Linked DNA regions of Homo sapiens: region 1 is linked to region 2. A link is an interaction called in ENCODE POLR2A ChIA-PET data of the cell type or tissue named here. Cell type or tissue: MCF 10A. All regions are shown on one strand. Each heading gives the region's core, and the rest is flanking DNA. Links, peaks and the distances in the headings are about the cores only.

Region 1 (5,378 bases), core at 220-5,219, 93 kb before region 2:
GTGTTCCTTTTATGAGAACATGCTATGGAAAATTCTCTCAGGTCTCAGTACCAAGAAAAACTGTGATCCTAGGCATCTATTCTTTTAATTTAATGAACATGTTATTTTTATAAACAAGGTTTCCCTCCCTTTTTTGGCTGCTACAGCCGATCTCTAGCAACTACAAATGACTTTATAGAAAATAAGTTGCTTTACCACTGTCTACATCCACCTATCCCTATTTTTCCTTCATTCCAATGTCCTCATCTATTTTTTCTTCTATAGAATTTTATGTTTCTCTATAAAGTGCTTCAAACTTTTCCCTGGAATAAGAGAGGATATAAATAAATTAAGTCACAGACTTTCTGTAAGGACAAGATGATTATCTCATTTAGTATGTAGCATGTTGAAATTACAAAATTGTAATGAAATTTTGTAATGAAATTACAAAAATGTAAATTTTTTCTAGGTTTTTTTTTTTTTTTTTTTTGGAGATTTGGAGACAGGGTCTCACTCTGTCACCCAGGCTGGAGTACAGTGCACAATTTCAACTCACTGCCACCTTTGCCTCCTGGACTCAAGCCATCCTCCCACCTCAGCCTCTTGAGTACCTGGGACAATAGGCACACACCACCTGCCCAGCTAATTTCTGAATTTTTTTTTTTTTTTTTTTTTGATAGAGACAGGATCTTGCCATGTTGCCCAGGCTGGTCTCAAACTCCCAGGCTTAAGTGACCCATGCACTTTGGCCTCCAAAGTGCTAGGATTACAGGTGTGAACCACCCTTCCTGGGCCACAAATGTAAATTGTTATTCATTGGTGAGAAAGAAAAAATTGGTAGTAGAAAATGGAAATTTGGCCAGGTGCAGTGGCTCACGCCTGTAATCCCAGCACTTTGGGAGGCCAAGGCAGGCAGATCACAAGGTCAGGAGTTCAAGACCAGCCTGGCCAATATGGTGAAACCCTGTCTCTACTAAAAATAAAAAAAAAAAAATTAGCCAGGGGTGGTGGCGGGCGCCTGTAGTCCCAGCTACTCTGGAGGCTGAGGCAGGAGAATCACTTGAACCCAGGAGGCGGAGGTTGCAGTGAGCCAAGATCATGCCACTGCACACCACCTAGGCAACAGAGAGAGACTTCATCTCAAAAAAAAAAAAAAGAAAAGAAAATGGAAATTTATGTGCTTTCAATAAATGAGATTATCTTAATATTTCTCAATGCCATATCACTTGAAGACAGCTAGATCCCAGCTGTAAGCTCTAGGAAGAGGCCTAATTTGTAGACAACATGCTAAAGCATCCCTACGGAAAACACAGGAATGACTTTGTGACCTACTATCATTTCTGCCAGATTTATGTCCCATCACTCTTGAACTAAACGTGTATCACCAATAGCCGGAGTCCCATAGAAAGCCTGAATCAACAGAGTCTTGCCTACAAGCAACAGATTAACAATGTTTCTAGGGTAGTATGGAACAGAGTAATGGAGAGAGAGAACGTAGTGAGGGCCATAATGAATTATTATTCATAATAAAAATATATTCCTAAGGACACTTTACATCAAAGAATATATTTGTAATGATTATACTCCTGGTGAATATACTTATTCTGCCTTCCCTCCATTCCCTCATTCTGCCCCTCAATCTCCTCTCTGGGAGAACAGCAGTCCAGGCTCTGCAGTGTATTTTTATCTACCTCTGCCCCAGCACACTCCCGTTCCAGCAATGCAAACACATGTTATTTTATAATGGCCGGATGCAGTGGCTCACACCTGCAATCCCAGCACTTTGGAGGCCACGGCAGGAGGATCCCCTGAGGCCAGGAGTTCAAGACCAGCCTGGGCAACATAGCAAAATGCCATTTCTAGAAAAAAAAATTGTTTTTAATTAGCAGGGCATGGTGGAGCATGCCTATAGTCCTAGCTGCTCAAGACGCTGAGGCAGGAGGACAGTTTGAGCCCAGGAGCTTAATTAGGGCTGCAGTGAGCTATGATCCTATGATCACATCCACTGCATTCCAGCCTGGGCACAGGAACAATGCCCTGTCTCAAAAAAAAAAAAAAAATCCATAAAATGCCAGCACATTAAAAAGAAAAAGTCCATCTTAAACATCACATGCATCTTCAAAAAGCTGTTAAAACCATCTTATCTTATACAAACTGTTTAAACTTTTAAAATAGAACTGAAAAGAAACAAATAATTAGGTCAGTCTGTCATTGGGTAACTTGGCTCGAGGTGAACTGGCCTTTTTCCCCAAAGAAGTAACTGAGTAACTAACAGATCACTCATCTCTGCTCCCTACTCCAGGAATAATCTCAGCCCTGCATCCCAGCCAAGCTGGCTGGAGCCTTGACTCCCATCGCCTAGCTCGTTAGACCCTTCCAGGCATTTTAAGCTGGAGTATACTACGGACATCCTTGCATCACTTAGAGGCTGTACATCCTGAATGTTTAGCTTGGCCAGCTAACAAGGAGAAACACACTCCTTAGACTCTCCACACTGAGCCTACCCTGGCCCTGTGAAACAGATTCTTCAGATTCCAGATTCTAGTCCTGTGAGAAGGGCTGTTTTGCTTGCTGTTTTATCTTTATTATGTAGCATAGTGTATGCCATATAGTTGCTACATAATAGATGTTTGAGAAAAGATTTTTAAAAAGAATAAATTAATAACTTGAGCAATGTTGTTGAAGAAAGTTTCTCTTTTTTTGAGACAGGGACTTGCTCTATTGCCCAGGCTGGAGTACAGTGGCACGATCTTACCTTACTGCAGCCTCAACCTCCCAGGCTCAAGTGATCCACCTCAGCCTCCTGAGTAGATGGGACTACAGGCGTGTGCCACCACGCCCAGCTAATTTCTTAATTTTTTTTGTAGTGACAAAAAAATAGGTCTCACAATGTTGCCCAGGCTGGTCTCGAGCTCCCGGACTCAAGTGATCCGACTGCTTTGGCCTCCCAAACGGCTACGATTAAAAGTGCGAGCCACCGCACCTGGCCAAGGACACCATTTCTATAACCTTCAGCTTCTCCGTGTAGGAAGCCCTTCTATTAAATTTTTTTCTTTTTCTTTTTTTTTAAAGAATTTAGTGCTAGAAAATACTTCATTTCCTTTGAGAAATGAAGAATGGGTGTCTGTTGTTGTTTTCTTTTCTAAAAATAAGAATCATATAATTAATGTTCCTTTTTCACTTTGGCTGCCCCAAAACACAGGGCTAACTTTGAGGTCTAACTCTAGTAACTGTGTAGACCCTCACTGTATTTGTTTTTCTCTGGCCTTTGTATTATGTTTTGTTTTTACTCTTGACTGACATATAATATCTGATCTTATATGTATTTGTTGTGATCATCTTAAATCCTTTGTGAATAAAAGAGAATGAATAAATTTAAAAACTAAATAAATAAAACAGCCAGGCATGGTAGCCCTAGCCTATAGGCCAGCTACTTGGGAGGCTGAGGCAGGAGGACTGCTTAAGCCCCAGAGTTCAAGGCCAGCCTGTGCAACATAGTGAGACCCCTGTCTCTACAACAAAAAAAAAAAAAAAAAGAAAGTACACCAAGGATTTATTTTTTACACACACACAAATAAAAACAGAAATAATACTAAAAATAATTTTTAACCTCGGGTCTTCATGAGTCACAGAATACAAAAAAGAAGTTGCAATTCCTTCCTTGGATATCTTCACTTGAATTGCTTCTCTTTCTTCCATTTTTGACATTTTTTTTTTCTCCCCAAATGACCGGAATTCTTAGCCATGGAAAACTGAATTGACTTCAAATATCTTCCTGGATGTATTTTAAGGTAAAAATGCCAATTTCTGCTTGTAATGTTTTTTTTTCCTTGGGTTTTCAAGAAGAACATGAAACTACTCTGGAAAAAACTGCTCTGAGGGAAAAAAAAAGGTTGGGGGGAATGGAGGAACTGTGAAATTTACAAAGTTGAACTAGTCCTTCTGAGCTGTGGTCAAAATGGTTTCAAGTACAGCTGGCAAAATTCTGAGAAGATAAGAAATGCTCGGGGAAAATCATGCAGGATCTCACTGTAATTATAACAGTATGTTTGTCAAGCGTTTGAATAATATAACTGCACGAGCATTTTTACACGTTTCTGTTGTGTAGCATTTTCCCACTGATGAAGGATTGTTATTTTAAAATTCCAAACACTAGTCTCCCCAAGATATTTAAAAGAAATATCTCTAAATTTGAAATGTTTGGCAGCAAACACTTATGACAGCCAAAAATATGTTAGCTGTTAAAATCAGAAGTTTGTTTCTGAAACAAACTATTTCTTGAGAAAAATATTTGCCAATTTTCGTGGCAGCTGCAGGGATGCTTTCACATGCAGAAATTAATTTATTATTACAAATGGGCAAAGGCAGAGTGATTTGCTTTTTCCTTTTGGCCCACACTACTATAACCGACCCAAATTACACGTGCTTTTATCAACAGAGGCACCAGCTGCTGCTTGGCCGGGACCCATTCTTTCTCTTTAACTGTGTTCCCTTACAGAGGAAATTAGCAAAAGCAATCTTTTTCAGATAAGGTCTGTTTTGTCTTGTCATGTCCAAGTCTCACTACAGCCCCGAATCATATATATACATATATGATTGTAAAGGGGGCCAGAATGTCACCCCAAAATATTCCTCTTTGACATAAAGGTTATTTTGAGCTGAAGACAACCGAGAACAGCAAGCAAGCTCTAAAAACAGACCTTTTTTCTCTTTGTAAAGGAAATTTACATGTATAAAGGAAATTTCCATTTGTAAAGTGTCCCCCTCTGCTGCACCAGGAAAAGGGGGATGTCTCTTAACAATTCCCATCAATGAAGAAGGCACTTTAATCTCCAAGACAAACCTTACTAACAACCCCTGTATATCACACATTTCCTAGTCACCTTCCCATAAGTGACTCCCCTTTTCCTATGGCTGGCCTCTTCTCTACACTTCGTCATCCTTTGGTATATAAGCCTTCAAGTTCTGACCGCCTCCTCGTGCCACATTTCTTTGTGAACTTTCATGCCTACGTAAGTAATTAAAACTGTTTTTTTTCTTGTTAATCTCTTTTGACAGTTTAATTGGCAGGGCCTCCAGCCACTGAACCTAGGAGGGTACAGGAAAGAAGTTTTTCCTCCCCTACAATTGCTGAGCTTCTTGCTTAATTTAGAGGCTTTCCATCCCAATTTTATTCTAACATGAGGGCGTGAGATAAATATTATAAAAATATAAACCAAATTCATGAAAAGCTGAGAGTTCCAGGGGTGACAGCAATCAGTCATTCTCATTTAACAAATACCAGTTGAGTGCTTACGACTTGCCAGGCACTATATCAGGCACTGGGGTGCAAAGATGAATAAGCGGGAAATGCTTTCTAGAGACAGGAACAGAGAGGAGCATGAACAGCAATAACTAAC
Region 2 (5,378 bases), core at 307-5,306:
GAGCAGCCGGCCAGCCCTGCTGCCCCGGGCAATGAGGGACTTAGCACCCGGACCAGTGGCTGCGGAGGGTGTACTGGGTCCCCCAGCAGTGCCAGCCCACCGGCACTGCGCTCGATTTCTCACCGAGCCTTAGCTGCCTTTCTGCGGGGCAGGGCTCGGGACCTGCAGCCCGCCATGCCTGAGCCTCCCACCCACTCCATGGGCTCCTGTGCCGCCCGAGCCTCCCCGACTAGCACCACCCCCTGCTCCATGGCGCCCAGTCCCATCGACCACCCAAAGGCTGAGGAGTGCGAGCGCACCGCGCTGGACTGGCAGGCAGCTCCACCTGCAGCCCCGGTGGGGGATCCACTAGGTGAAGCCAGCTGGGGTCCTGAGTCTGGTGGGGAGGTGGAGAACCTTAGTATCTAGCGCAGGGATTGTAAACGCACCAATCAGCACCCTGACAAAACAGGCCACTCGGCTCTACCAATCAGCAGGATGTGGGTGGGGCCAGATAAGAGAATAAAAGCAGGCTGCCTGAGCCATTATTGGCAACCTGCTCAGGTGCCCTTCCACACTGTGGAAGTTTTGTTCTTTCGCTCTTTGCAATAAATCTTCCTACTGCTCACTCTTTGGGTTCACGCTGCTTTTATGAGCTGTAACACTCACCGCGAAGATCTGCAGTTTCACTCCTGAGCCCAGGGAGACCACGAGCCCACCAGGAGGAACGAACAACTCCAGACACGCTGACTTAAGAGCTGTAACACTCACCGCGAAGGTCTGCAGCTTCACTCCTGAGCCAGCGAGACCACGAACCCACCATAAGGAAGAAACTCCGAACACATCTGAACATCAGAAGGGACAGACTCCAGACGCGCCACGTTAAGAGATGTAATTCTCACCGCGAGGGTCTGCGGCTTCATTCTTGAAGTCAGTGAGACCAAGAACCCACCAATTCCGGGCACAGAATCAAACCATATCATTCCACTCCTGGCCCCTTCCAAATATCATGTTCTTCTCACATTTTAAAACATAATCATGCCTTCCCAACAGTCAACCAAAGCCTTAGCTAATTTTATCATTAACTCAAAAGTACAAGTCCAATGTCTCATCTGACATAAGGGAAGTTCTTTCTGCCTGTGAGCCTGTAAAATCAAAAACAAGTCTGTGGCCGGATGTAGTGGCTCATGCCTGTAATCCCAGAACCTGGGGAGGCCGAGGCGAGCAGATCACCTGAGAGCTGGAGTTCAAGACCAGCCTGGCCAACATAGTGAAACCCCGTCTCTACTAAAAATACAAAAATTAGCTGGGTGTGGTGGCACATGCCTGTAATCCCAGCTACTCAGGAGGCTGAGGCAGGAGAATCACTTGAACCTGAGAGGCGGAGGTTGCAGTAAGCCAAGATTATGCCACTGCATTCCAGCCTGGGTGACAGAGCAAGACTTCATCTCAAATAATAATAATAGTAACAACAACATAGAATTATCCTTTCCTTCTATTTTTAGGGTATTATTTCTTTATACTTATAAAAAAAGTTTTTAAGTTTTTATATTTAGATGAATTAAAAATTTTCAGTATTTTATTGCTTTTGCCTTTCATGTATTGTTTAAAAAGACCTTCTTAAGATGAATAAATTAAGGTTAACCTAAATTTTAAATAGAATTATCCTTTTCTTCTATTTCTAGGGTTTTATTTCTTTATACTTATAAAAACTTAAATGTTTTTAAGTTTTTATATTTAGATGAATTAAAAATTTTCAGTATTTTATTGCTTTTGCCTTTCATGTATTGTTTAAAAAGACCTTCTTAAGACGAATAAATTAAGGCTAACCTAAATTTTAAATAGAATTATCCTTTTCTTCTATTTCTAGGGTTTTATTTCTTTATACTACTTTTTTTTTCGAGATGGAGTTTCACTGTTGTTGCCCAGGTTGGAGTGCAATGGCGCAATCTCACCACAACCTCTGCCTCCCGGGTTCAAGTGATTCTTCTGGCTCAGCCTCCTGAGTAGCTGGGATTACAGGCATGCGCCACCATGCCCAGCTAATTTTGTATTTTTAGTAGAGATGGGGCTTCTCCATGTTGGTCAGGCTGGTCTCGAGGTCTCGAACTCCCGACCTCAGGTGATCTGCCTGCCTCAGCCTTCTGAAGTGCTGGGATTACAGGCGTGAGCCACCACGCCCAGTTTATCTTTTTTTTTAAATTTTATTTCTCCGTAAGTTATTGGGGTACAGGTGGTATTTGGTTACATGAGTAAGTTCTTTAGTGGAGATTTGTGAGAATCTGGTGCACCCATCACCCAAGCAGTATACACTGCACCGTATTTGTTGTCTTTTTTATGAGTAACCTTTTGACTCTGCATTAAGAAACCCTTTCTGCTCTCTGTGTAGCATGTGTCATATCTGGCAGGCACTCTGCAAGAATCCCACTGTGCTCCCATCTGTTATACTTCCATATAACTTCAGGCATAGAGCTCAAAAACAATTTTCTAAAGAGATTTTTATTTCTATTTTGTTAATAAATACAACAGGGAAAGAAAAAGAATATGCTTACTTATCTTCATAATTCCTTGAATAGAGAAATGTTTAACATTATCATTTATTTTATTTTTTAACTTTTTAGGTTTGGGGGTCCCTGTGAAGGTTTGTTACATAGGTAAACTCATGTCACAGGGGTTTGTTGTACAGATTGTTTCATCACTCGGGTATTAAGCCCAGTACCCAATGCTTATCTTTTCTGCTCCTCTCCCTCCTCCCAGATTCCACCCTCAAGTAGATCACAGTGTCTGCTTCCTTCTTTGTGTTCATAAGTTCTCATCATTTAGCTCCCACTTACAAGTGAGAAAATGTGGTATTTGGTTTTCTGTTCCTGCATTAGTTTGCTAGGAATAATGGCCTCCAGCTCCATCCATGTTCCCACAAAATACATGATCTTTTTCTTTTTTATGGCTACAAAACATTCTAGTTTTTGAACTGAAGTATTATTATGGCTGGGTGCGGTGGCTCATGCCTATAATCCCAGCACTTTCAGAGGCCAAGGCAGGCGGATCAGTTGAGGTCAGGAGTTTTGAGACTAGCCTGGCAGACATGGTGAAACCTAGTCTCTACTAAAATACAAAATTAGAGAGAAACCCCATCTGTACTAAAAATACAAAAGATCCCAGCTCTTTGGGAGGCTCACACCTGTGATCCCACCACTTTGGGTGGCAGATGCCTGTAATTCCAGCTACTCAGGAGGCTGAGGCTGAAGAATCACTTGAACGTGGGAGGCAGAGGTTGCAGTGAGCTGGAGCACCACTGTACTCCAGCCTGGGCAACAGAAGGAGACTCCGTCTCAAAAAAAAAACCAAAAAACCTATTATTATACTTTCTGTAAGAAAATCAGAGACTAATTGCCTTTCATCCTCAGAAGAAAGCTTGTTCTAGGATGGAAACATAACACAGGTCACAGAGTTAAAGGGCTCACCAAAAGAACCTCAAATGAACAGGCTAACAGGAAAATTAAGAGTTTTTGTTTGTTTGTTTTTTAACTAGAGTTCTTATTTTAAAAGTGTCATTCTCTAGGAGACTTTGGATGCGTCTAGATCTTCTTGCCAAATCTTCAATTCTGTACAACAAATTCCTTCCTGATGTCCCGTTGAAGGAAATTATCTGAGGATAAGATCAGTCTGGATCATCTGGCAGTATCTTCTATTAGAGCGAAAGAAAGATGCCATCCCAGGGCTAAAAGAATTTAACTTTCATATTATAAAAGTGAAAGTTCATTTTTCAAGTGCGACACTGACATCTACTGGAAGAAATACTTGAGTAATTTACCAAATAAACGAAACATTTTTGTTTTTGTCAATTAGAAAAACAAAAAGTCTTTTTTGTTTGTTTGTTTTTGAGACAGAGTCTCTCTCTGTCGCCCAGGCTGGAGTGCAGTGGCTCACTGCCAGCTCTGCCTCCCAGGTTCACGCCATTCTCCTGCCTCAACCTCCAGAGTAGCTGGGACTACAGGCGCCCGCCACCACGCCCGGCTAAATTTTTTTGTTTTGTTTTGTTTTTTTAGTAGAGACGGGGTTTCACTGTGTTGCCCAGGATGGTCTCGATCTGACCTCGTGATCCACTTGCCTCAGCCTCCCAAAGTGCTGGGATTATAGGCATGAGCCACCGCGCCCGGCCAAAAAAAAAAAAAAAAAAGTTTTAAAACATTTATTGGCAGGGTGCTGTGGCTCATGCCTGTAATCCCAGCACTTTGAGAGACTTAGGCGGGCAGATCACTTGAGGTCAGGAGTTCAAGATCAGCCTGGCCAACATGGCAAAACCCCGTCTCTACTAAAAATACGAAAATTAGCCAGGCATGGTGGTGCATGCCTGTAATCCCAGCTACTTGGGAGGCTGAGACAGAAGAATTGCTTGAACCCGGGAGGTGGAGGTTGCAGTGAGCAGAGATTGCGCCACTGCACTCCAGGCTGGATGACAGAGCGAAAGTCTGTCTCATAAAAACAAAACAAAACAAAGCACATTTGTCCTTTAAGTGTTTGTTTCCTAAATACAGGTCAGTGCCATTGATAGAAAAGGTTTCCAGCATCTATATTTAGAAAATGTTCTTGGTGACTTGTGTGAGCAGGACCCTGGGACCCATGAAGAGTTGTTCAGCAGGATATCGGGTCATCTCTGGCATCCACAGAACCCATTTGGACAAGCGAACAAGGCCTGTTCCTACCCACCTTTTTTCCCTCCATTAGAACTCTCATGAATTGTTTTGACAGTAGCCATACAGATGGGTGTTGCTCTAATCATACCTCTTAAACATGCTTGGAGATAATAGTGAAATAATATCTCTTAGACCCCAGGGTAGAGTCCAGAAAATAGGAGAAGGAGATTAAAGTAAGGTTTTCAGGCCAGGCGTGGTGGCTCATGCCTGTAATCTCAGCACTTTGGGAGACCAAGGCAGGTGGATCACTTGAGGTCAGGAGTTTGAGACTAGGCTGGCCAACATGGTGAAACCCCGTGTCTACTAAAAATACAAAAATTAGCTGGGTATGGTGGTACATGCCTGTAGTACTAGCTACTCGAGAGGCTGAGGCAGGAGGGTTGCTTGAGCCTAGGAGGCGGAGGTTGTAGTGAGCCGAGACCATACCACTGCATTCCAGCCTGGGAGACAGGAGAGAAATACTGTCTCAAAAAAAAAAAAGAAAAAAAAAAAAACAAGTTAAGGTTTCTAGATAAGACGTATGCAAGAAAGCTAGATGCAGAGGGTCACACCTGTAATTCTTGCACTTTGGGAGGACAGGGTGGGAAGATTGTTTGAGTTTAGGAGTTTGAGACGATCCTGGGCAACATAGTGAGACCTTATCTCTAGTTGAAAAAACAAACAACCAAAAAAACAGCTGAGCGTGGTGGTGTGCACCCATAG

Evidence for each region. ChIA-PET counts read pairs that join two places held together with the same protein. Peaks named below come from ENCODE experiments on the same cell type or tissue, not always from the same donor. Only the 100,000 strongest peaks of a DNase experiment are listed, where the experiment ranks them.
Region 1: POLR2A ChIA-PET joins it to region 2 with 8 read pairs; 2 of 35 experiments call an interaction of 5 or more read pairs at or near these places.

Annotation. Positions count from the first base shown.
Region 1 is chr14:63,890,867-63,896,244 of GRCh38, reverse strand. All of the region lies in intron 1 of SYNE2 (spectrin repeat containing nuclear envelope protein 2), which reads right to left. Among named protein-coding and RNA genes, the nearest start is that of SYNE2, 41 kb to the right of the region's middle. RefSeq lists enhancers at 2,300-2,824, 4,535-5,242. In MCF 10A, for the core only: no CTCF peak of the experiment used is centred there; a DNase peak (open chromatin) is centred at 2,304.
Region 2 is chr14:63,798,177-63,803,554 of GRCh38, reverse strand. It overlaps a transcript of SYNE2 not described here. Among named protein-coding and RNA genes, the nearest start is that of SYNE2, 52 kb to the left of the region's middle. In MCF 10A, for the core only: a CTCF peak has its summit at 3,776 (motif pointing left); no DNase peak of the experiment used is centred there.